Regions from separate parts of the Homo sapiens genome. Here region 2 is linked to region 1. A link is a loop called in an ENCODE intact Hi-C map of the cell type or tissue named here. Cell type or tissue: psoas muscle. All regions are shown on one strand. Each heading gives the region's core, and the rest is flanking DNA. Links, peaks and the distances in the headings are about the cores only. Region 1 overlaps EGF (epidermal growth factor). Region 2 holds the start of RRH (retinal pigment epithelium-derived rhodopsin homolog).

Evidence for each region. Peaks named below come from ENCODE experiments on the same cell type or tissue, not always from the same donor. Only the 100,000 strongest peaks of a DNase experiment are listed, where the experiment ranks them.
Region 2: it touches region 1 in a loop (3-fold over the local background); 23 of 110 quality-filtered maps call a loop at or near these places.

What each region holds. Positions count from the first base shown.
Region 1 is chr4:109,961,228-109,974,166 of GRCh38, reverse strand. It overlaps EGF (epidermal growth factor), which reads right to left. Exons shown (of 24, transcript NM_001963.6): 8 at 12,182-12,304; 9 at 10,869-10,994; 10 at 9,630-9,766; 11 at 5,048-5,196. Among named protein-coding and RNA genes, the nearest start is that of EGF, 55 kb to the right of the region's middle. In psoas muscle, for the core only: no CTCF peak of the experiment used is centred there; no DNase peak of the experiment used is centred there.
Region 2 is chr4:109,826,685-109,839,623 of GRCh38, reverse strand. RRH (retinal pigment epithelium-derived rhodopsin homolog) reads right to left here and starts at 11,652. Exons shown (of 7, transcript NM_006583.5): 1 at 11,491-11,652; 2 at 6,295-6,485; 3 at 4,159-4,258; 4 at 3,464-3,617; 5 at 2,019-2,187. The coding sequence starts at 11,596. In psoas muscle, for the core only: no CTCF peak of the experiment used is centred there; no DNase peak of the experiment used is centred there.

The DNA.
Region 1 (12,939 bases), core at 2,123-10,122:
CTGATATAAAATGGCACAGTATTTGGATACAATCTATGTACATTCTCCTGTACACTTTAAATCATCTCTAGATTACTTATACCTCATGTAATGTAAATGCTATGTAAATACAGTTATAAGTTATTGGTTTTTATTTGTATTATTTTTTATGACTGTATTCTTATTTTTAATTTAATTTAATTTTTGAATATTTTTGATCCAAGGTTGGTCGAATCCTCAGATGTGGAAGCTGTAGATAAACAGGGCCAATGGTACTGAAATATTACTTGCTAATCTTTACATTAAATAACCCAATGGAATCTGGCAGGGTAGAAAATTCTTATTTCCTGATTTTTCTATTTATTTGTCAAACAAATATTTACTGAGCACCAACTGTGTGTCAGGGATTGGTCTAAGCATTGGAGATACAATAGTAAATAAAGCCCTGTCTCTGTCCTTATAGAGCTCATAGTTCAACAGGAACAGAGGGAGAGAGAGGCAGAGGTGGGAGGGGAAGAGAAAGGGTTAGGTGGACTGGACGGGGAGGGGAAGAAAAGGTGGAGGGAAAGGGAAGGAGGAGAGGTCGGGGGAAGTAAGAGGGGAAAGAGGGAGAGGGGATTATAACACAGCAAATGAAAGCACATGCTGAAAAGAAGGATGTAAAGAATGTAATTGGAAGACTCAGGGAGGGTGACAGAGTGGGTAGCCCAGCCAAGCAGGGATCAGAGAAGGATTCCTGAAGATAATAACAAACGAAGATGAGAAGCAGGCAGCCAGGCAAAGGTGGGTGGGGATGGAAAGAGTACCCTAAGCAAGGGAATGTACATATACAAGTTCTAAAGTACAGGACCTAAAGAATGTGGGGCAGTTATACTTGCACTTTAGAAAGTTTGCTGTGGCTTTAGTGTGAAAGGGCGAGGCAGGCAGGAGATGACGGTGAGGAGATAAAACAGTAGCAGAAGAAATGGAGAAAACTGGATGAATTTAAATGCTAAACATGACTCTATAGCATCCCTGCCCCCTTCAGGAGCAAACAAGGGACGATCAGCAGCTTCTTGCAGCAGGTGGGACCACAGGCAGACAGGATATAAATAGGGCTAAGAAGAGCCTCCCTTTCCCAATGTACTGCCTGCTTTCCCTGTTTCCCTGCTGCAAACCAGAATATATAACCACCTTTAATTCATTCAATAAACATCTGTTAAAGGCCTCTCACCTTGCTCTTGAGGGCAATGTCTGCATGAAACAAGCCTGCCTAGAAACACAAGGTAGGGCCATTCCCTCCTCCCGGTTTTACAGAATGCTAAGGAGACCTTCTCTGGTGGCTGGTTCACCAACTATTTTCTAGGTGCTGTGTAGGGAACAGGACTACATGCACAGTGCTCTATGCACAGGGCCTTATTCACAGGCAGTATGCAGAAGAGAGGTGAAGGTAAAACTGGCTCAGTGACTATGCTGGGTTGGAAACACTTTGCAAACTACCAACTAAAGGCAGTGGAGAATTTGAAACCATTTCTACTCCAGTGCCACTTTAAAAAGATAATTTTACTCCCGGATGAAGTGGTCATAAGAAGGATACTGCTGGGTGGAAGATATTTTTGAACTTAATGTGTCAAGTTCTGTTCTCAGACACAACTGTCACTGTGCCTCTTCCCTTGGTGGGAGGGAAGAAATTCTGAGGCCACTTGCTTGTGACCAGGGGAGATGAAACTGTCACTTCTGATCTCATGATGATCTCTAATCATCTTAGAGATGAGAGACATCATCTCTAAATTCTGTTTCGGGCAGGAATTAAGTGATGAGACGAGAACGACATAAGCTCCTGACTGTGCAGCTGTCTCAAGGCAAGATCGCTGGAATTTACTTTTAAAGCTCCCCCAAGGTGTTCACCTAATATACTTCTATTTGATTCAGCTAGAGAGCAAATCTCAAACTCCAGTGTTGGTAGTGAGAAACCAAAGACCAGCAGGGATATTTGAGTTCATGGGAGTTCAAGCATCACCTTTAATCTAGAGGTGTGTCCTTCTCTCTCTAACCATTATCTAATTGTCCCAGTGTCACTGAGATCCTCCAAGAGAAAAACTCACCCTCCTTCTAGGGTAAGAGGTGTCCATCAACAACCCTAGAAGAGTGATTTTTTTTTTTACCTCATATTAGTTTTTGTTACCTCAAAAGAATGAATAAATAGATAGCTTATATTTTTACCTTCTTGATTCTTTACTAGGCAATTGACTTTAGGAATCAGTATTCCTTGATACTAAATAACAGCATTACCATTGGAATTTTCAATGTGCTTCCTTCCTACATTTAGATGTTAATTTGAATCTGTCTTTTCCTAGGCCAAAAAGGAACTGCAAGCATCCCACTTTGCCCCTTTTGATTGGCTAAGAGTTACCATGTGATCTAATATTATGAGATTGGAATCTCAGTTATTTACATCCAATTTCTAGGTAATATCAAGGTTTCCAAACCATAAACCTCTCATTTCCAGATAAATTAAAGGTTTTCTTTTAGCAGCTGCCTTTAGAGCCAGGAGGACTTAAGAAGGGCTTGTTATTACTGAAGCCAATGAACTGGGGAATTTAGGGTCTGATTCTCCAGGAAACAGTGGTGCCTGTCTATCTCCTGAACGCCTTGCCTCTGCAGTCGGTACCATGGTGCTATTAATCAAACACTGTTAAAATTAGAGGTCCCTTGTGAATGTGGGGAAATATGAGAAGACTTGGCATCCTTAGTGGACCCGAGAGTGGTTGACATCTGCCATTTTGATCATCGTTTACCCTCCTGAGAACAACCATGTACAGCTCTGTTATTATACACAGCCGACATTTAAAATATTCTTTTAAGTAGGTTCAACACAGAGGAGGTCATTATTATGATTTTTATAATTATTACAACTGAAGTTGATTTTAATTTGTCACATGACTCTGAGTCAACCATATGTTAAATCCACACTGGCTTGGGGCGGTGGTACATCTTTATGACTATTAAGAGAATATGCTTTGCAAATGGCCATCTTTGAGTTCCAATTACAGTTCCACATGGTACTTGTTGACTGCTTGACCTTGGGAAAGTTATTTTACCTCTCCAATTATCAATTTTCTTAATCTTTAAATTGGAGATAACAAAACTTACCTTTGGGGATTTAATAGTGTCATGGATATAAAGCACAGTATCTGGTGCATTGCAACTATTCAGTAAATAAATACTCAAATAATAAAGAAATGAAGGTATGATTAGATGAACAAATGAATGAATGAAAGAAAATATGCTCACCTTGGATGTAAAATGGCCATACTATTGATAACTGATAACCATATCATACAGATAAACAAATCAACAGATTTTTTTTTTTTTTTTTTTTTTGAGACGGAGTCTCGCTCTGCCACCCAGGCTGGAGTGCAGTGGTGCGATCTCCGCTCACTGCAAGCTCCGCCTTCCAGGTTCACGCCATTCTCCTGCCTCAGCCTCCTGAGTAGCTGGGACTACAGGCGCCCACCACCCGCCCGGCTAATTTTTTGTATTTTTAGTAGAGACGGGGTTTCACCATGTTAGCCAGGATGGTCTCGATCTCCTGACCTTGTGATCTGCCCACCTTGGCCTCCCAAAGCACATCAACAGATTTTTAAAAACCTGTTTCCCATGGATTATCCTGATAAAAAGAGATATTTCTAGGACACAAAATGCCTACCCCCAAGCATAGAAACCCATTCATTCCCTGGGACTTCTCCCTCTGTGTTGAAACTGCTGATTTCACAGAGGTTAAACCCTCATTCTCCCTTCTTTTACTTTTACTTGGTTGCTTTGGTACCAGATGTTCAGGATGGCCACCATTTCACTTTCTGGCTTTCCGTTACTCTGAGAATATATCTCAGAGCACATTGCATCTCTAGTATTATTTTGTGAGGGGTCTATCGTTAGCAGCTTCTCTTATAGTTCTGTAAGGAAGTGGGATCTCATTCGCACGCAGAAGGGATACAGCCATTTCCTTCCTGCTTCCTGCCATTCAGTTCTGAGGTTCACGCAGGCTGCATACACACCAAGTACAGTAGCCCTTCCTGCAGCTCTGAGAGTGGGGTTTCACAACTGCACTCTGGTTCTGTTTTTTCCCACCGTAGGGAAACAAAGAGCATCTCTCTTATCTCATGCACTTTCCTCACAACTCCAGCTGAAGTTCTCCTCCCTCCTTCATGCTTGTTTTAACAGGGAGTCAACATTCTAGTCCAAGATTTGTCACTTGCATGCCGAAGCTCATTCCATGGCAGCTCCCTTTGGGAGTGTACACCTGTCATTTGGCAATTATTTATGTGTGGCCCTATGACATTTCTTGAACTGCTATTTAGACCAAGAATTTGCATTAATTATTTTGCTGGGGAAATATACCTTATCTCCCCAGCTAAACTAAGAACCGACTGAAAAGATGGAGCACATCTTAGGCTCCTCTGTATCTCCCATGTGACTTCGGAGAAAGTCTTATTTCCATAGCAGATGCTCCGAGAATGCTTATTGCTTATATTCAGACAGGTTTTGAGTTTCCCTGATAACAAAAGCCTGAACTACCAAAACACAGGCTACTTTTTTTTTTATTATTATATTTTAAGTTCTGGGATACATGTGCAGAACGTGCAGGTTTATTACATAGATATACATGTGCCATGGTGGTTTGCTACACCCATCAACCCGTCATCTACATTAGGTATTTCTCCTAAAGCTATCCCTCCCCTTGCCACCCACCCTCCAAAAGGCCCCAGTGTGTGATGTTCCCCTCCCTCTGTCCATGTGTTCTCATTGTTCAACTCCCACTTATGAGTGAGAACATGCAGTGTTTGGTTTTCTTTTCCTAACACAGGCTACTTTCTTGGCCTTCAAAATCCTCCCACGCACACAGATGCAATCTTGATGAAAGGAGGAAGTGGAGGGAGTGTGGACCGCAATGGTGGCCTCTTTTCTCCAATCCCAACCAAATGCCCAGCAACATTTTTCTGTGTTCAAAGTGGAAGATGAAGCCAATAGTATTACCTATCCCATCACTCCCATCTCACACAGCTTAAAACTGAAGCAGAAAACATACCCTCTGTCTGTCCAATAGAATCTACGGCCAATCCAGTCCACAGCAAGACCTTCTGGCACATCTACTCCTTCCTCAATAAGCCTTTCTCGCTGGGAACCATCCATATTAGCTCTCTCTATCCACTTCAGGGCTGTATGGGCAAAGTATATCTACAAAAGAGAACACAGGCATTTCTGATTTTTTTTTAAAACTAATGTGGAATATATACAAATGGCACTAGTCTTTAGGTTGTACAGGGTGTTAAGAGCTTGACTTTGGAGATAGGCACACCTGCAACTAAATTCGAACTAGGCTGCTTCCCAGATACGTGTAACCTTAAGCAAGTTATTTAATGTCTCAGAATCTTAGTTTCCTCATCGGTAAAATAAGGATAATAATATCAATCTTATTAGGTAGGTAGGTAGGTAGGTAGATAGATAGATAGATAGATAGATAGATAGATAGATGTATATAGATATAAATATACATATATCCTTAGCCATGTATCTGGCACATATTGCTATTGCTATTGTTATTGCTATAGATAGATAGAGAGATAGATAGATAGATCTCCTTAGCCATGTATCTGGCACATATTGCTACTGCTATTGGTAATTTATTAACCCTTGATCATTGGTCAATGACGTAGCCATCATGCTTGAACTACTGTGGCTTCTGAAAGGGGGCAATGATTTGCAATTAATGAGGGCTACAAGCTGGGCTCAGTCTGTAGCACCCCACTTCACTGCAAGTCAAGAGATACTTAGTCACTGCAGGTCAAAACTGGTTCCCAGTTTTGTCACTTATTTGCTTGATTGCTTTGGATAAATTCTTTAACCTCAATTTTCTCAACTGTAAAAATGAGGAAGTTAGACTAGGTATTTGCTAAAGTTCCTTTAGTCTCTAATCTTATATTCAATCAGATGCCACATAATGACATTTCGGTTGATGATGAACTGCATATACGATGGTGATTCCGTAAGATGATAATGGAACTGAAAAATTTCTATCACCTAGTGACATTGTAGCATTCAAAATGTCATAGTGAAATTACTTTTCTTATAAGTTTAGTGTAGCCTAAATGTTCAGTGTTTGTCTACAGCAATGTACAGTCATGTCCTAAGCCTTCACATTAATTCACCACTCACTTACTGACTCATCCAGTGCAACTTCCAGTTCTGCAAGTTTCATTCATGGTAAGTGCCCTATAAAGGTGTATCATTTTAAAATATCTCTTATGCCATATTTTTTACTGTACCTTTTCTATGTTTAGATACACAAATTTTTACTACTGTGTTACAATACTGCTTACAGTATTCAGCATAGTAACATCCGCACAGGTTTGTAGCCTAGGAGCAAGAAGCTAGACCATTAGTGATGCATGACTGTAATTTCATTTTAATTCATCCATCTTGTTCAACAGAAGATTTCTTGCCAATGCGAAGTTCTTTTACAGTCTAGTATGCAGCCTATCACACAGGTACAAGAATTTCCATAAGACTGTTTAAAAATGACCCAAAGCAATATACAGATACAATGCAATTCTTATCAAATTGCCAACATCATTCTTCACAGAATTAGAAAAAACAATCCTAAAATTCACATGAAACCAAAAATAAGCCTGAAGAGCACAGACGATACTAAGCAAAAAGAAATAAAGCTGAAGGCACCATAGTACCTGACTTTATACTATAAGGCTGTAGTAACCCAAACAGTATGGTACTAGTATAAAAACAGACACATAAACCAATGGAATGGAATAGAGAACCCAGATTTAAAGTCATATGCCTACAACCAACTGATCTTTGACAAAGTCCACAAAAATATACGTTGGGAAAAGGATATCTTATTCAATAAATTGTGCTGGGGAAATTGGAGTGCCATAAACAGTAGAATGAAACTGGACTCTTATCTCTCACCATATAAAAAATTAACTCAAGATGGATCAAACACTTAGGTGTAAGCCTGAAACTATAAAAATCCTAGAAGAAGAACTAAAAGAAACTCTTCTGGACATTTGCCTAGGCAAAGAAATCATGACTAAGCCCTCAAAAGGAAATGCAACAAAAACAAAGATATACAAATGGGAATTAATTAAACTAAAAAGCTTCTGCACAGCAAAAGATAAAATCAACAGAGTAAACAGATAACCTACAGTATGGGAGAAAATACTTGCAAACAATGCAGTTCACAAAGGGCTAATATCCAGAATCTATAAGGAACTCAAACAACCCGAGAAGATAAAAACAAATAACCCCATTAAAAAGTGGGCAAAGGACATAAACAGACATTTTTCAAAAGAAGACACACAAGCAGCCTACAAACATATGAAAAAATGCTTAACATCACTAGTCATCAGAGAAATGAAAATCAAAATCACAATGAGATATCTTCTTACACCCATCAGAATGACTATTATTAAAAAGTTAAAAAACAGCAGATGTTGGCATGGATGTGAAGAAAAAAACAACTCTTATACATTGCTGGTGGGAATGTAAATTTGCAATCCTCTAGGGAAAAAGTATGGTGATTTCTCAAGAGCTAAAAATAGAATGACTTTTTAATCCAGCAATCCCACTACTGGCTATCTACCCAATGGAAAAGAAAGTATTATATCAAAAAGACACCTGCACTTGTATGTTTATCACAGCACTATTCATATAGCAAAGTCATGGAATCAATCTAAGTGTCCATCAATGGATGAGTGGATTTTTAAAATGTGTCATATATATACAATGGAATACTGCTCATAAAAAAGAATGAAATCATTGTGAGCAGCAACATGGATGGAATTGGAAGGCATTATACTAAGTGAAATGACTCAAATAGAAAATCAAAAATTGCATGTTCTCACCTATATGTGAGAGCTGAACAATGGGTACACATGGACATACAGAGTGGAATAACAGACATTGGAGACTGCAAGGGTGGGAGGGTGCAGGGGGGTAACAGGTGAAATACTACCTATGGGAACAATGTTCACTATTCAGGTGATAGGTAAATTAAAAGCCCAGACTTCACCACTACACAATCTATCCATGTAAGACAACTGTACTTGTACCCCTAAACCTATAAAAATTTAAAATGTATATATATATATATTTTTTTAAAGATATGGGTCAGTTGATAATTTAATGAAAGCATTGTAGAATTTTAACTGTGAGTACACATGTGTACATAAACTTACAATCAATAATGAGACTATTCAGAAAATGGTAAGTCGTTAAATAATGGGTTACTCTTCTTTCTAAATGAAATAGAAAAGGTTATGTTTCATAAATACAAATAGGGGTACTTCACTCCACTGGCACTGTGCTTCTCAAACTCTAATGTGCATAAGAATCACCTGATAATATTGTTAAAATGCAGATACTGATTTAGTGGTCAGGGGTGGAACCTGGAGGACTGCAGTTCTAATAATCTCCAGGTGTTGTTGACACTGCTGGCTCAAAGATCACAATTTGAGTAGCAAGAAAATAAGAAAATTAACCCAAGAAACAAAAACCAGCCACCTGACTTAAAATTCATTCTAGGTCTCCACATTCACTTGTTGTAAGAATACTGATTCTGCAGGAATAAAACTAGTTTGGTAATAAATGAATCTTGAACTGCCTTTTTTCTATTAATTATTTTTTTCTGTTATTGTAACTGTTCTATGGAACCATATAGATTCAGGTCAGGGAAAAGAATTGTTTGCTAGTGTTCAATTGCAAAACTTTAATTTGCAAAAATACTTCTATTTGGCTACCAATCCATACCTATTAAATATAGAATCAATTGGCTTCACTTTGTTTCTTTTGGCCATTTACCAGACTGCTTCAAATCAGGAAGAAACAAAAGCCCAAAGTTTGAAAGTCTAGGAATTAATGTACCACATAGTAATAACTAAATAATTATGCAGGGTAATTAATAACTATATAAATGTATCATTATTGGGTGATTAATCTCCAAAACACACTGTAACATCATTTCAAGCACATTCTAACCTAGCACAGATACAACTAAGAAATTAGAGATCAAATGGCCAGCTGATACAGAAATTCTAAGTTACACACAAAACTTATATAAAATGTTTATGTAAATAATGTTATTAGTTAGATTGCCATTCTCACATGAGCTATAAAACTTACGTTCCCTGATTTTCATGGTTAAGAGGTCATTGAATCTCCTCCCTCAAAAGACATATGTAAAACACAAATTACTAATCCATACTTCCTATGCCCCAAACTCAACCTCCCACTCCTCTCACTACCAGCAAGTAATAAAAAACCTGGTTATGAAGCTCCTTCTATATGCATGACACTGTGCTAGTCTCCCATCCTCATCTCCAAAGAGGAAACTAAACTGAAAATCTAAAACTAAACTGTGTGATCATTTCCAATAAAACGGCTAATCGTAGCAAGGACTAGGGTAGCATTATGATGGCAAAAAAGTCCTTAAAATTTCTCAAGTGTTACTCCAATATCTATATTTAACTTGTTCTGTGCCTAATCATTCAGAACTTAGCAGAGGATTTTCAAGTAGGCCAGGTCATTTGTTAGGATAAAATCCTCTACTCTGTCCTTAAAGCATGTCCACATCTGTTCAAGTAACAAAACCATACCTTATTTTCCACAGGGTCATGATCTAGGGCATAAACCATTCCCATCTGCTGGCTGAGCAGAGTTCCATAGTCTGTTCCATCAAAATGCATGTGTCGAATATCTTGAGAATTGGCAAACAGCAAAAATGGTTGTGGTCCTGTTAACCAAATTTCAAATATGGCTGAATTTAAAACGTGCCTTAGAAACTAAGAGGCATCTCTGACTCTTCCCTTTCACTGTACCTTTTTACCCAATTTCTACAGTACTTGTTTTCTTAATTTCCCTCTAGTGTGGTATAGGTGAAGACAGGCAAGAGGATGTCCTCTTCCAGGAGGTGACATATTGCCAGAATTTCATCTCTGGTTTCTTCCCTCTCCAGGTATTTGCTTTTAAAAGCTGCTTACTTACAGAAAGAGACAGCGTTAAATAACCAACACCATAGCTAAATGATGCAAGTCTTAGGGTTATACATCTTCTTGATTCACACATACTGAAACACTAATATTAGTAGATTGTATACTTTCATGTCCGAATAAGTAACTTTCCCTGGCCTGGGCACTTCTTAAAGGGAGGCACAATGATTTGAGTTAATAGCAAGACCCTTGATAATTTTAAGGATTTAGATTACACTATATTAATGAAGGCCCTGAGAAGTTAACAGTATTGGGGTCTCACTAGGGCAAGGTATACAGGATCATCATTACATGATAGCATTATGAGCATTATATGTTTAAAACATAATGAACCTTCAGGAGATATTAAATCAATTTGGTATAAATCTAGAATTTCCATGGCTGTTGAAGGATGCAAGAGAGGTAATATCAGAAGACAAAAAAAATAGCTGAAGCGTACAACTTTATATTGAATTTTGACATTAAAAGGACAGAATTTGTCAGTGTTATAATTATATTCAGTAGAGAGATAAAAATCAAATCAATCAACAAATACTTATTAAATGCCTCTTAACTATAAAGTGTTTTAAGACTATTCTTGTCATGACTTTCTCATATACTAAAAATATTCTATCTGATATTATGGCAAATCTTTGCCGGATGCTAATTAAGAATAGAAATAGTCTTTAAAAGCCTGGTTACTAGTTATATTGTTATTACTCATATTATTCATATTTACAATGTGATTTGCTTTTTTTCCATTTCAAAAATACAAAACCATAAGCAGTTAACTTTCCATCTTTCTAAACAAAAGATTTTCATGAATTTTTTTTCAGGGACACAGTTCCAGACAACCACAGCACTAACCTGAAGCTGCACAGCTTTTTTCATCCAGTTGTAGGTCATACCCAGGAAAGCAATCACATTCCCAGGATACTGGGCTAAGAGGAACGCAGAGCTGGCTACATCCACCATTATCGGGTGAGGAACAACCTACAAAAACAATTGCTTAGTAATGATGCTACGTCATCCAAAATATAATTATTTTTCATCAAAGGATGGGGGCGAGTCAACCATTTGTTAATTTTTTTTTTTTTTTTTGAGATGGAGTTTCACTCTTTCACCCAGGCTGGAGTGCAATGGCACTCTCGGCTCATTGCAACCTCCGCCTCCCAAGTTCAAGCAATTCTCCTGCCTCAGCTTCCCAAGTAGCTGGGATTACAGGCACCCGCCACCATGCCTGGTTGATTTTTGTATTTTTAGTAGAGACGGGGTTTCACCATGTTGGCCAGGCTGGTCTCAAACTCCTGACCTCAGGAGATCTATCTGCCTCAGCCTCCCAAAATGCTAGGATTCCAGGCATGAGCCACTGCACTCAGCCCATATGTTGATTTTTTAAAACATTTCCACAATCATTCATATGGCTGCAATCAAGGTTATTTTTCAGAGATAAAAATCAAAATGTCACACTACCCTCCTTCCCTATAACCCAACATCTTGGATGTTAATCCTTCACATTCCAGTGGCCCTTGTCCTCTTATTCTACCAATGAGTTCAGGAGCAAGTGCACTGGCAGCTGTCTAGAATGAAAAATCCATTTGATGAGTTTGGCAGCTGGTCTAACTCTTCCTAGTAATTTTTTTCTCTCACACATTTTTAGCTGCTTGGCTTTGTTTTATTAGAAAATCAAAAACACACACACAATTCTTCTGCTAATTCTGAGTTACATCCAGTTATCTATATACTTAAGTCTCTATGAAGATAAAAGTAGAGAGGTGTTTATTAGGTGCAAGAAACAGACTAAGCACTCTGCATCTGAAGTCTCATTTAATCAAGGTGGCAAGTATCAGTATCTCTGCAGTTGAAGAAACAAAGACCAAGAGAGGGCAAGTATCTAGACCAAAATCAAAACTGCTAGTAACTGGTAATGCTACCTCAGGGCTGTCAAGCCTCAAAGCCCTTGCTCATAAGTTAGACGCTATGCTGTCTAAACAAAAACAAAAAAGCCAAAAACCCAAAAATACTAAATTTAAATCTATGTTAATCTGTTGTAACAATATCTTTCAGTATACAATATTGGAAAATCAATTCTTCCTTGACAACAAGATCAATTTTTAGATGTCACTGAGCAAATGTATGTTTTCAAACAAACAAAAGGTAAATAAAGCAAATAAACTCACCGCTACATGTTTTCCCATCTCTCTCAAGCACTGAGCCTTCAGGACAGAAACATAAGGGACCTTCTGATGTCAGAACACAGTCATGGCTGCATTCAGACACATTGCGTGGACAGGAAACAAGTTCTAATTAATAAAGAACAAGGTCAAGATTAGTGTTAAATCGGGTTTGCAAAAATTTATTGCAATCAGTTGCTAATATTGCCAGGTGATCCTCCTGCCTTGACCTCCCAAAGTGTTGGGATTACAGGTGTGAGCCACTGTGCCTAGCCTTAATTTTTTAATGCATAACAATGGTATTGTGGTTATGCCTGAAAATTAACTGGATATTAAATGATAGGAAGGAATTATAGTTAAGTTTTTTAGATACAATAATGTATCATGATTATGTTTTTTACATGCCTATCCTTTAGAGATATACAATGAAATGTAGTACCCAATAGTTATTTTTAAAAATTAAAAAATTAAAATAAAAAAGAGATAGACAATGAAATATAAGGTAATACAGACAAAGAAACAGGAAAATACCTATAATACATAGATTATAGATGATTTGTTTCCCAACCTGAGAGGTTCTGATTTGATAGGTCTGGGGTAGAGTCCAGTCATCCATGGTTTTTGTTTTGTTTTGCTTTTTGAGACAGGGTCTCACTCCATCACCCAGGAAGGGCAGTGGCTTGATTTCGGCTCACTGCAGCCTCCTCCTCCTGGTTCAAGTGATCCTTCTGCCTCAGCCTCCTCAGTAGCTGGGACCACTGGCA
Region 2 (12,939 bases), core at 2,425-10,424, 130 kb after region 1:
GGGTAGAGGGAGGGAGGAGGGAGAGGATCAGGAAGAACAGCTAATGGATGCTGGGCTTAATACCTGGATAGTCTGTGCAGCAAACCACCATGGCACACGTTTACCTATGTAACAAACCTACACGTCATGCACATGTACCCCTGAACTTAAAATAAAAGTTGGAAATTTAAAAAAAATGGTTTTTCTCCTATCTGTAAAAGTGAGAGTAGAATGTAAAAAATGTTACAGAAAGGTTGTATGATATTATCAGGCTGGGAACAGGGGGAGGTGAATCAGGTGAATTATATCAGTGCAGGGTCGGATCCTGTTTTTATTTAAAATTTCTATTTTGTTCAACATAATTTTTACATTAATATTGTTTTTTAAGTACTACATTAAACCACTTTTTTTATTAATGAGTTTTTTGGTGCTTGCTTGAATTTTGCACCCAAGGGTTGGCCTTCACTATCCTCACCCTTATCCTAGACCTAGATATGGTTAAGCAAATCTCCCAGAAAGTAGAAACAAAAAGAAACAAACAACAACCACAAAAGAAACAAACAAAAATAGACAATATAGGAGAGAAAATTTAAGAAAATTAGAAGGTAAATCTAGCAGATTAAATATCTAAATAAAAGGAATTCCAGGGAAAGAGAAGAAAAGAAAAAACAGAGGGACTGAAATAATCAGAGAAATGATACTAGAAATCTCCTAGAAGAGGAAGACTGGAGTCTCCACACTGAAAGTACTCACCAAGTACCCAGCACTGGATAAATACTCATACCAAGGTGCATCAGTATACATTTTCAGAAAACTAGAGACATAGAGAAGATCCTATAAGCTTCCAGAGAGAACCCACAGATCACCACAGAGCATCACCCACCAGAATGCCATCAGCCTTTGTAGTAGCAATGCTGGAAGCTAGGAGACTGTAGAGCAATGCCTTCAAAACTCTTTGAATATTACTTTTGCACCTAGAATTCTAGACCAGGCAAACAATCAGTCAAACATGATAGTAAAATTAAGACATTTTCATTCATGCAAAGTCTTAAAAAATTTACCTCTCCCATAACCTCAGGAATTAATTGAAGAATGTGCTCCACCAAATCAGAGGAAATAAACTAAGAAAAAAAAAAAGGAAGACAAGCATTCCAGAAAACAGGGGATTCGACCCTGGAAGGAGGTGAAAGCATCCTGAGCTGGTGATGAAGGGAGGCCTGAGGATGTTGGCTTTCTGAGCAGTGGTCCTCAGGAGCAATCAGTTCAAAGCAGAGCAAGAGGCCCCAGGGAACCAGGAGGATGGCTCCAAGAAGAGGATAAGGTTCATCACATCTGTGGTGTGTTTAAACATACTGAGAGCAGAGAAAGAGCCTCTTTATCTAACCAAATATTGTTAACATTATACTGACAGGTAAGGAGAGAGAAAGGTGTGGAGGAGGAGTTGGGCAGGTGGGTGGTATAAGAGAATAAATCCTCATCATCCATAGTAGGAAATCAAGAGATGATGACCAACAAAAATATCCAAAAGAGCAAACAGCATATCATTCAGAAATAAGAAGGCAAGTGGCCAGGCGCATTGGCTCACACCTGTAATCCCAGCATTTTGGGAGGCCAAGGCAGGTGGATCGCCTGAGGTCAAGAGATCAAGACCAGCCTGGCCCAACATGGTGAAACCCCATCTCTACTAAAAATACAAAAAAAATTAGCCAAGTGTGGCAGCAGGTGCCTGTAATCCCAGCTACTGGGGAGGCTGAGGCAGGAGAATCACTTGAACCCGGGAGGCGGAGGTTGCAGTGAGCCGAGATCGTGCCATTGCACTCCAGCCTGGACGATAAGAGTGAAACTCCATTTCAAAAAACAAAAGCAAAAAACAAAAATAAAAGCAAAAAAAGAAATGAGGAAGCAAACACAGAAGAAAGAGCTGGGGAGTGAGAATTGGAGATGAGGGAGAGAAGACTGCGGTGGTCCCAGGGACTCTTTCAACTATGAGTGGGTAAAAGCTCCATGACAACAATTTTTCAAGGATTTTGATCTCTTACCTTTGTTACATCTATCTGATCTGACCAGTCTCTGTTGAGGGACTCAGTGCAGTCACTGGTAGTGTGATGTTTAATGGATAGCGTGACATGGTAATAGCAGTAAAACATCACTGTCAAGGGCACAATAAAATTTATCGCAATAACTGTCATGGTGTAAGACACAAAAGATCTGAAAATAAGAAAAGGCAATCATGATTGCTCATTTAATGTCCTAAGTGGGGGAAGGAGAAAGAGGAGATAATTATTAAAAACAATACTGGTAGTCATTATATTGCTAAATAATTTTAGAAGTATATTTGACTTTTAGTTTATTTAGGCCCGGAATTGGCAAACTATGGACTGTAGGCCTATTTCAGCCTATCACTCATCTTTGTAAATAAAGTTTTATTGGAACACAGCCATGTACCCTCATTTACATACTGGCTATGGCTGCTTTTACAGGATGATGACAGAGTTGAAGAGCTGTGATAGAGAACATCTGGGCTATAAAGCCTAAATTATTTACTTTTAATTCTTTTCAAGACATAATCTTGCTCTGTCACCCAGGCTGGAGTGCAGCGGTGCAATCACGTCTCACTGTAGCCTTGAACTCCCCAGCCCAAGCCAATCTCCATTTTAGCCAACCGAGTAGCTGAGACCACAGGCATACACCACCACAGCCAGCTAATTTCCCACCCCCCGCACCACCCTCTGCTTTTTTTTTTTTTTTTTTTTGTAGAGACAGGGTCTCAATATGTTGCCCAGGCTGGTCTCAAACTCCTGGGCTGAAGTGATCTTCCTGCCCCAGCCTCACAAAGTGCTGGGATTACAGGCATGAACCACTGTGCCCAGCCTTTACTTTTTGAATCTACAGAAAAAAATTTAGATCAGGTTTGAGATCTAGAAATTTTCTGTTCATGTTTATGTCATCCTTCATTTCCTCTAATGAACTAAATTATTATCTTGTTCCTGGAAAATATAAAGAAGCCTCACTAACTAGCAGGCAAATCTTTGCAGTGACTGTGCTTTTGCTACGCAGTTCTCAGAATGTGCTGGAACACCAGACCATCTTGAAAAGACAGCAGGGAGGCAGCCTGGGCTTTTGCCAGAACTGCACACTCTGTCTAGCTTCATTAACCCTTTTCCTGCTCATGATCCTACCTTTGAAATGTGCAAATATTGGAAGGGTGATTGGTACCCTGCATTGCTGCCTTAAGAGAGAACACAGGGGAGGGAGGAAGGAATGGGATAAAGGAGACAAAGGGAGCTGGATGACCTTTACTTGCAAACAAGCATAAGTCACTTTTCTCAATTCCGTCTTTGAACTGAGAATCACATCATCACTACCAGGGAAGTGCTTCGCCACCTTCTGTATGAGGAACACATGATCTGAGCTTAAATTTGAAAGGGTGAGAAAATGTCTACATTAGAAGCATTTGATTATAAAGTGTAAACTTGTCTCTTACCTATCATTTTTCCTCCAGTTTATGGTACACGTAGCACCAGTAGGATCTGGGGCATAACTAGCCCACCCTATGATAGGCATCAAAGCCCAAAACAGGCCATTGATCCAGGCTCCCAGAATCAAGCCGATGTAAGTGTTGGTGGTCATTCTTCTCCCTATTATCAAGCACAGGAAATATTAGCAACATTTGCCATTAATGGGACTCACTTTTTAAACTTGCTTGATTTGTAAGTGTTATCAAGTAGATTCTTTACAGAGCACTTTGATTGGCCTTAGGAGCCAAAACATGAGTGCAACACCTAATAAAAGTAACACAAATATTCTCCCTTTTACTAAGCCTATCTACATAAGTTCACATTCTGGAAAAAAAAAAAGACATTTAAGCTGAAACCTAAATGAGAAAAGAATCAGCCAGAGGATAAGCAGGAAGAGTAGCTTTCCAAACCTAGCAAAACAGCAGGTATGAAAACCTCACTTTGGGCTTGGACCGTACCTCAAAGTGTGAATAGCCTTATGAAATTTGGATTTTATTCTAAGTACAATAAGAAGCCATTGAAACATTTGAACAATTATTGGCAGAGAAATAAAACTGACCCTAACTACAAACCATTAGGTTTATATTTTAGCGTATATATATATTGAGTGGCCATTAGTCAAGAAATGGATTCATTAAGAAAGCTGAGAAAAGTGTTGTACCTACGTCAGGAAGGCAGATGGTCAGGTATCGGTCCACAGCCACGACCGTGAGTAATCCAATGCTTGCCATTCCAAAAAAAATATTCAATCCAGCATAAACCTGAAAACCAAAATTGAAAAGACTCTACCATTCTAAACACCCTCCCAAGAAACATTAAATTTTTGTCCATTGTTAGAATATATCTCAAATATACTAAAGGTTTTTTACTTTACTACTTTAAAATACATCTTCATTGTCAAATTATAACTGGTTTAATAAAAGAATTTATGGAAAGTAATTTGTAATTTCATTAACTAAAATGGACTTTTTTGAAAATTTTAAGACTTACAGTGAAATTTCTTTACAACACTCTATGAACAGAGTGCAGAACAACCACAAACCAGCAAAAGACTAGTATTCAGAAGATGGGTAATTCAACAGGAGGAAAAGACAAACTCAATAGAAAAATGGCCAGATGATGAACGGGGTATTCACACAAGCCCATTAGCATTTGAATGTTTATAACATAAGACATACAACCACAATAAATATTCAAAGAAATACTGATTATAAGATGGCATTTCACACTCAAGAAAATGAAAATTTAAAAGTCTGACAATCCCAAATGTTAAGGAGAATGTGGAGTAATAGATGTTCTCATAATCTGAATAACTATTTTGGACAGCAATTTGGCTACTTCTGATAAAGTTGAAGATGAACATTCTCTACAACTTAACCATTCCACTCCTAAGCAATGTGGCTAAAGAAACTCACATATTGCAGAAGGAGACATATGTAAGAACATTTACTGAAGCCTTATCTGTGACAGAAAAAAAAATGGGGGTCCGGGCGCAGTGGCTCATGCCTGTAATCCCAGCACTTTGGGAGGCCGAGGTGGGAGGATCATGAGGTCAGGAGATCGAGACCATCCTGGCTAACACGATGAAACTCCGTCATTACTAAAAAAAAAAAAAATACAAAAAAAAAAATTAGCCAGGCTTGGTGGCAGGCACCTGTAGTCCCAGCTACTCGGGAGGCTGAGGCAGGAGAATGGTGTGAACCCAGAAGGCAGAGCTTGCAGTGAGCGGAGATCACGCCACTGCACTCCAGCCTGGGCAACGGAGCGTGACTCCATCTCAAATAAAAAAAAAAAAAAAAAAGGAAAAGAAAAAAAATGGCAACAAAGGTCCAATAAGAGTAAAATGAAAATGTACATTGGGCTTTCTACGTTCACAAAATGGAATATTATATAGCAGTTAAAATGAATGACTTACAGTCATATCCATCAACATGGATAAACCTCAAAAACATAATATCTAACAATGAAAGGAAATCGCATAATGCAAACAATATGATATCATTTACACAAAACCTGAAGTATTCAGACAGTATCTGGTTTATGTGCACATATATTAGAGAGAAAAACATTCATGGGAGGAATAAGATTGAAGATGGCATGCGGTGGCCTTCATCATTATCTGTATAGTTTTATATCTTTAAAAAGAAAAACAATCTGAAGCACAGATTGCGAAACATTAAGATTTAACAAAACTGGTTGGTACTTACGTGGTTATTCAGTATTCACTACTACTTTCATTTTATTCTCTATAGTTTTTAGGTTATGATAGTAAACTGCTAAAAGAATTAGCCTAAAAGTAATATTTGCTTACTGTCTTAAGGCAAATTAATATTAACTCATTTCCTTTTTACTAAAAAATAACATTTAGTAACAATTCTTATGGAGGACTTTCTATAGGAAAAAATTCAACAACATGGTAGCTTAACTATCTTCCATAATATTATGATTAAATCACTACTTTATTGTTTCAGATGAAAGCAGGTTATTTTTTTTAATTTGCAATATGCAAATATTTATTTGAATATGCAAATCAGCACTCTTCTCCTTTGGTTGAATGCTAGTTATTTTGTTTGTTTCTTCCTTTGAGTTGGGAGAATTTTGAAAATATAACAATGGTTGGTGATTTAATTTCTCTTATTAAAGAATATATTCCTAGTCACTTCTGTTGTTTTCCATAAAAGCACTGTATCTATTATTCTACAATATTCAATTTAAACTCTTGGGATTCGTTTTAGACATTTAAATTTACATTTATTTGATCTATTTATTTTGCTTTCATTCCAATGATCTCCAATACCTGACAGCCTGCGTATCCAAATTTCCAACTTCCATACAGATCTGAGGCAGCAGACATGGGATAGCCAATGCTACTGACCCCTATATCAGTAACAGCCAGGTTAATAATAATTGCATTTGTGGGTGTCCGAAGTTCCTTGTACTTAATGAAGATGCCCAGAACTATTATGTTGCTGATAATACTTATCATACCTGAGAACACACACAAAAATATGATGCATTTTGTTTAATTTGAATGTTTCAAAGTAGACTCAAAATTAAATATTTAAGCCCCTTTAAAAACATAACAGATCTATTTTAGTTCATTTATTTGAAGAGCTCCTGCTGTTCTTAAAACTGTATGTGACATCTTCACATCCCTTCTGTGAAACAGAAATGAGAAAATTAAAACACAAAGAATCTGGTAATTGCACAAGGCAGCACTGAACGTTGGTTTTAATGTCATTGCTATTGAGTGTTCTGTCCTTGAAACTCCTTCATTGGCTTTCATACCATTCCTACTGATTTTTAGGACAAATATATGACTGACCATGCCCTCTTTTTGTCAGCTTAACTTCCTCCTCTTCCTTCCTGGGGCCTGGGGCTCTTCTTTTTCGATAGTTGCCTTTCTCAAGCTTCAATTATCATTCTATCCTCACAGCACTTTTGTCACTATTTTCAGCCATGACACAAGCTCCAGTTCCATATCTTCTTTTTTCATTGAACTCATTGTCGTTTACTAAGCATCTACCATATGTAAGCTCATATGACTATTCCAGTATTTCTTGAAACTCAACATGTCCAAATTCTTCATTCCAACACACACACACACACACACACACACACACACACACACTACCCCAATAGAAGAATGCATACTACAAGACTTGACTATCCAGAGAGGAAGTTGAGCCAGCTTTTTGGTCCATAGAGAAGCCTCACAGCTGATACCACCTTAATCAAGTTTCTGGAAATCAAGTTTCCAGAACCTCAGTGTTGTCAGTGCCCCAGATTGGTTGCACTGAGGTAGACAGATAACTAAACTTATTAACCAGAATGCCACTGTTTTATTTTACACTGAGAAATACTGTCGAGTGTACTGGATGTGCATGTTCAACATCCCCTACATGCTGTAAAGGGCATAAGCCAGATATGGGCATACTAGATCCTAAAGGGGTGTGAGGGGGTGGGGTGTGAGTAGATTTCATCCAAGAAGCTAGAATCATTACTGGATTGTTAGAGACTAAAGGAGGGTTGTGCAACAAGCAGGAATAGAGTTGAGTTCCCCATCAAGAAAAGAATTACTTGGTGATCAATCCCCAACTATTGTCAGAGAGGGACAGTTTCCAAGCACCAACATACAACATCAGCTCAGTAAAAACTTTTAACATATCTTGGCACTTCAGTCAGAACTTCTGCCTTAGCCTGTTAAACTAACCTTCCAGATTCCTGTTCTTTTCCTCTCCTTGCTTCTGGCAGAATCAGCTTGCTATAACATAGACTTAACCATGGTTCTTCTCCTCCCGAAAACTTGTAGTATTTCCCACTGGCTGTGGGATAACAATCCAAATTTCCCAACCTGATATTCCAGGCTCTTTGCCTCATCTGTTGTCACTCTCTAGAAGCAAATTTCTACACTTGTCAAGTGAACTCTCCATTCTAGTTTTTGCCCAGATACACCATGCTTGACTCATATTTCTCCCACTTGGAGCACCCTGCTCCTTCTCTTTTCCTATCCAAATGCCATCCATCCTTCAAACTTCAGTTCAAGCCCCTAAGCCTTATCCTACCCACACTATCCTCTCCTCCCTAAATTTCCAAACTACTTGCTTATGATTAACTGAGTCTTATGTAACACTATATAATTTAACTGTTACTTTTCCTTGTCTTTTCATGTGGATTTCAGGCTCCTCATGATTTCTGTGGTTTTTGAATACGTGACATACAGCAGATTTATTTAATAAGTGGGCTACAACTAAAACCCATATTGCTTAATTTCTATCATTCCTTCAAGATAATTAGCACACAATGACAGCAAATTTGATGATTCTTTGGCCCTATTTTTAGCATCTAGGATTGTAGCATGTATACAAGATATACTCCGAAGAATTTAATGAAATGAAGACTCTTTCTGGGCTAGCTACAAATTCAATGACTTTTTAAAGTTAGATAAAAACAGTGCAGTAAATTGCTGCCTACCAAGTACGCAACCAGAATAAAGGAACTATAATTCTGGGAGTCTTAGAAATAATGGGGGTTATGAACTAAACAGTTTAGCCCTTTTCTCTATTCTCTCTGCAGCTGTACCAAGCACACTGCCTTGTTTCCACAGCTGTAGGTCTTCTAATGAGTATACAAAAGATCACCTAGTTGTTAGATTTTAGTTAAGTCCCATTTCACAGTCAGTCTAAACACTAAGTAGCACTTGATGTTGATTTCTCCTTCACTCTTGAAACATTTTCCTTCTTGTCTTCCGTGACTTCCGTGCAATCTCTTCAACAGACCCTTCTTGATCTACTTCCTGGCCTTTCTTTCTCCATCTATGTCTTATTAAATATGTGCATTGTCCAACCTTCTGTCCTAGATCCCTTTCTTTTCACATTTAACACATACTCTGAGTAATTTCTTCATACCCAAGGCTATACCCTGATATTTTTCAGCCTCCGGACACTCAAACCCATGTGTCCAGCTTTTTATTGGACACCTCTCAAACTGAACTGAGAGACTTTTTCTCCTGCCTCAAACCTGTTCTTCCCCAGGTGTGTTCCCATCTGATGAAGAGCATCACCATCTATTCAGTGGCTCAAAAAAGAAACCTAGGCATCATCTTTGATACTTCTCTCCTTCTCCCACAATCCCAACATCCAATCATCAATTCCACCTTCTGGCTCTTGAATGTATCTACTTTTTTCTGTCCCCACTGCGATTACTCCCTCCTCAGAATCACTGCAATGGCCTCCTATGTGGTCCCTTAGCTACCACTATAGCACATTTCTAAAACACAAATCAGATCATGTCACTCCCATTTCAAACCCTTCAGTGACTCCCTGTCACCTTTAAAACTTACACGGCTCATCACTGTCTGGTACTCAGCCATCTTTTTCAACCTCTCACCCTTCATTTTACAGTTCAAACATAATGATTTATTTCAGATCCTCAAATTCACCATGTCCTCTTACCTCCCAGCCTTAACTGGGGAAAGGGAGAGTGCTCAAGGACACTAAATTAACAAAATGTCTGTTGCACTGGAAGTTGTAACAGTTTATAGGAGCCAAACTATAAATGAAAGATCAAATTAAAAATTAAATAAAAAATCTAAATAGGCCCTTGGTAAAAGTAACGAATGAAATAAATGCTTTCACTACACCCTTTCCTCATAGTTTTGGTTTTGATTTGCAACTTTAAGTGAGTTTTGTTAAAGGAGGAAAGTTAGGGGATCTAAAGAAAAATAGATGCTTGATACAGGGGCAGAACAAAAGCATAAAGAGTTCAGCTATGCTTCCTTCAGTGGATCCACCAGAAACACAAACAACACACACTCATTGTATACCTTGATAAAGCTGACTCTTGGATTTATATGTGAGGGCTCTAGAACCAAAATGCCTGGGTTCAAATCCTGGTGTAGCTGCTTAGTAAATGTGTGTGCTGGACAAGTTTCTTAAGCTCTTCATCTGTATAAACTAGAGAAATAAAACTGAAGAGTAACTTACTAAATTAGTGTAAGGATGAATTATTCTGTATGTGTAAGGTTTTAGAACAGTGCTTGGTATATAGCAAGTATTCAAATGATAACATTAGTAGCAGTAGTAGTAAGATTACTATTATTATTACTGTTACAGAGATAAGAACTAAATAGAATATTTTCTGCATGCTAATTTTGTAACCAGGTCAAAAAAGGATAGTTTTGGTTGTTTTTTGGATTTTTTTTTTTTTTGGTCATCTACAAATAACTAACTAAACCAAACACTTGTATACAAAGTATTTCCATGTAATTGTTAGGAGATTTTCTCAGTCTTTTTTGCAATTACAAAAAAACTAGAACTTGTCTAGTACTTATCATAGAGGTATTCAAATGAACGAGATAACGTCACTAAAATCGCAAAACTTAACTGAGGAACTCAATTTCCAGTACTAGAAGTAATACGCTGAATTATAAGGAAGAAACGTAAACAATTATAAACTGGGTATAGGATGGTGTGTTATACTTTTCACTCTACTTTTGAATGTTTGAAAATTTTTATAAAAGTCAATCCAAAAAATAATGAACTCAATATAAGAGTTACTTCTACAACTCGTTAGAGTATAAAGTTGAAAATTAAGTGATTGCTCAATATAAAAGTTACACAATTCAATGATACATTAAAAAGATAAAAAGTTTCTGTCATTCCCCCATCCCTTTTTTTCTGCAAACAATCCTTTACATCAATGAGTGTGTAGGGAGGAAAGGGAAAAAGAAACAAATATTTGTCCAACACCTACTATATGGCATTTATGTGTCACTTAATTTTACTCCTTATAACAATCATGACAGATAACTTATTCTTATCCTTGTTTTACAGATGAGAAAATGGAAGAACAAAAAGGGAAGATACATGCTCACAGTTGCAAATATACTAAAAGATGAAATCCAAAACTCAAGAGTTTTCCAATAAGCATTCTGGAACAAGCTGAATTTTCAGACTCTGTCCTCAATGACAATATACCCTGCTCTGTCTTCTTAGGACTTTTTCTTTCCAGAACCTTTAAGTTCTTAGCTAAATTCTACCACCAAGAACAAAAATATGAGGGTTATGTATAAGAATAGTAAATGACATAAAAATATGTTTTTGCCATGGTGCATACTCTTCTCCAATAAAAACTTTAACAATCCAATAATCAAATACATAGATTTTTATGAAAGAACTATTTATCACATAGAAAACTTTTCTCAGCCCCACTTCACTGCTCTTATTTACCAAAATTCAAAATAACCTGTGGCAATGGCCATCACTAACAATGCTTTCCCTTATTCTTTCACCCACATTATCTTATTTGATCTTTACAGCCCAGAAATAGAGTATCATCATCCTCATTTACCAACGAGCAAGCCAAGTCAGGATAAATGACTTGTCAAGGTTGGCCAATAATATGGAACTTGAAACAATGCATGCCTTATGCTGAAAACTTCTGCCTTTCTTCACCCATTCTAAAGAAAAATAACTTACTTAAATATCCATACCTGCCATAATCAAGTAAGTTGCAACAATATTGTGTTCAGTCTGTGAAAAGACCGAGCCATCTTCATTTTTAGAGTCTGAACTGTTGCCTAAATTATTTCTTAGCATTTTGGAGGGAAGATACCGAAACACCCTTCATAATAAGCCTTCGATAATTATGAACTGCTTTATGAGCTACTGAGGAAAGATTTTTTAGGACCAATCATTTCCACTTAGAGACCTCAAAGAAGGGCCTTTTCATAGAGGCCCTCCCTTAACAAATTTAATTGGGCTAAAGAGGAAAGGACTTTAATTCCCAGAATAAGGGAAAAGCTTATTAGCAAAACAAAAAGAAATACCAAGCACCACACATTTTAACCTATTTGGGCATCAGTCTTCTATCTAAGGAGATTATCAAGCACACACATCCCATTTAACAATAAACAAACTCAGGAAATCAGTATAGGAGCCAGCCTTAGTCCTCTAAAACTATTCGGATTAAGGTCCCTGTTTTCTGTTGACCATTCAAGTCTTTCCATTTCGGCTCCTTTTGTTGTTTTTTTTTTCTTAACAATTTAAATATTAGTGACAAAGAAGTAGTCTCCTTCCTACTTCCAAATCTCACTCTCCTAAAGGTACCAGTATTGTTTGGTGCATATCCTTTCTTAGGCTTTTCTCTGCTTATACACATATTCATACAAGTGTTTCAGGTTTCCTCCACTTTCTTCTTGTAAATAAAAATGAGGGAAAAAAATAAGTACAAATGTATATATATAATGCAACTTGTTTTCCCATAAGGCTGTATTATAATATCCAAGTTAATAAACCCAGAATCTAATAAAGTCTAATTTATTAGTAGCTATGTATTTCATAGCATGGATATAATATGATCAACTCCACCATCCGTTAATTTCCCCTATAGTTTGATATGCACATGAGTAATTAATATTATCTGATGATAGTAATCATTGTATACTTTGCCAGAGTATCTGAATTCAATCACTGATATTGTAAAGTACAGAATAAAAATATTCTGGATTATCACATTACAACCTGAAAACCAACCTGAGCATGTTTTGTTAGAATAATAAGGTATCCCTATTACCTTTTTTCCCATATTCTTTATGCCATTAACATTATTAAAATCTGATTCTCCTCAGTTTCCTAAAATCAGTAAACATTAGAGAAATGCTTAGATGCACCAAAGTTAACAGTGTAAGCATAAAACAGAACCACTAGAGGGCTATATTTACCCACTTAGTTTAATTTTATAAAAATCCTAGAATGGCACAGCAGAAACCTAAGATAATCCTTTTGCTTCAGTTCTCTTGCCTGTGTATAAACTCAAGATGAACAGGTTGATTTATCTGTCCCAAATCTTATAGCTACCAGTACTCACATTTTTATAAATGTAATATTGTTATACCTATACTAGAAAAGCGAATCTCGTCAGTATTGTTTTCAAATGACCC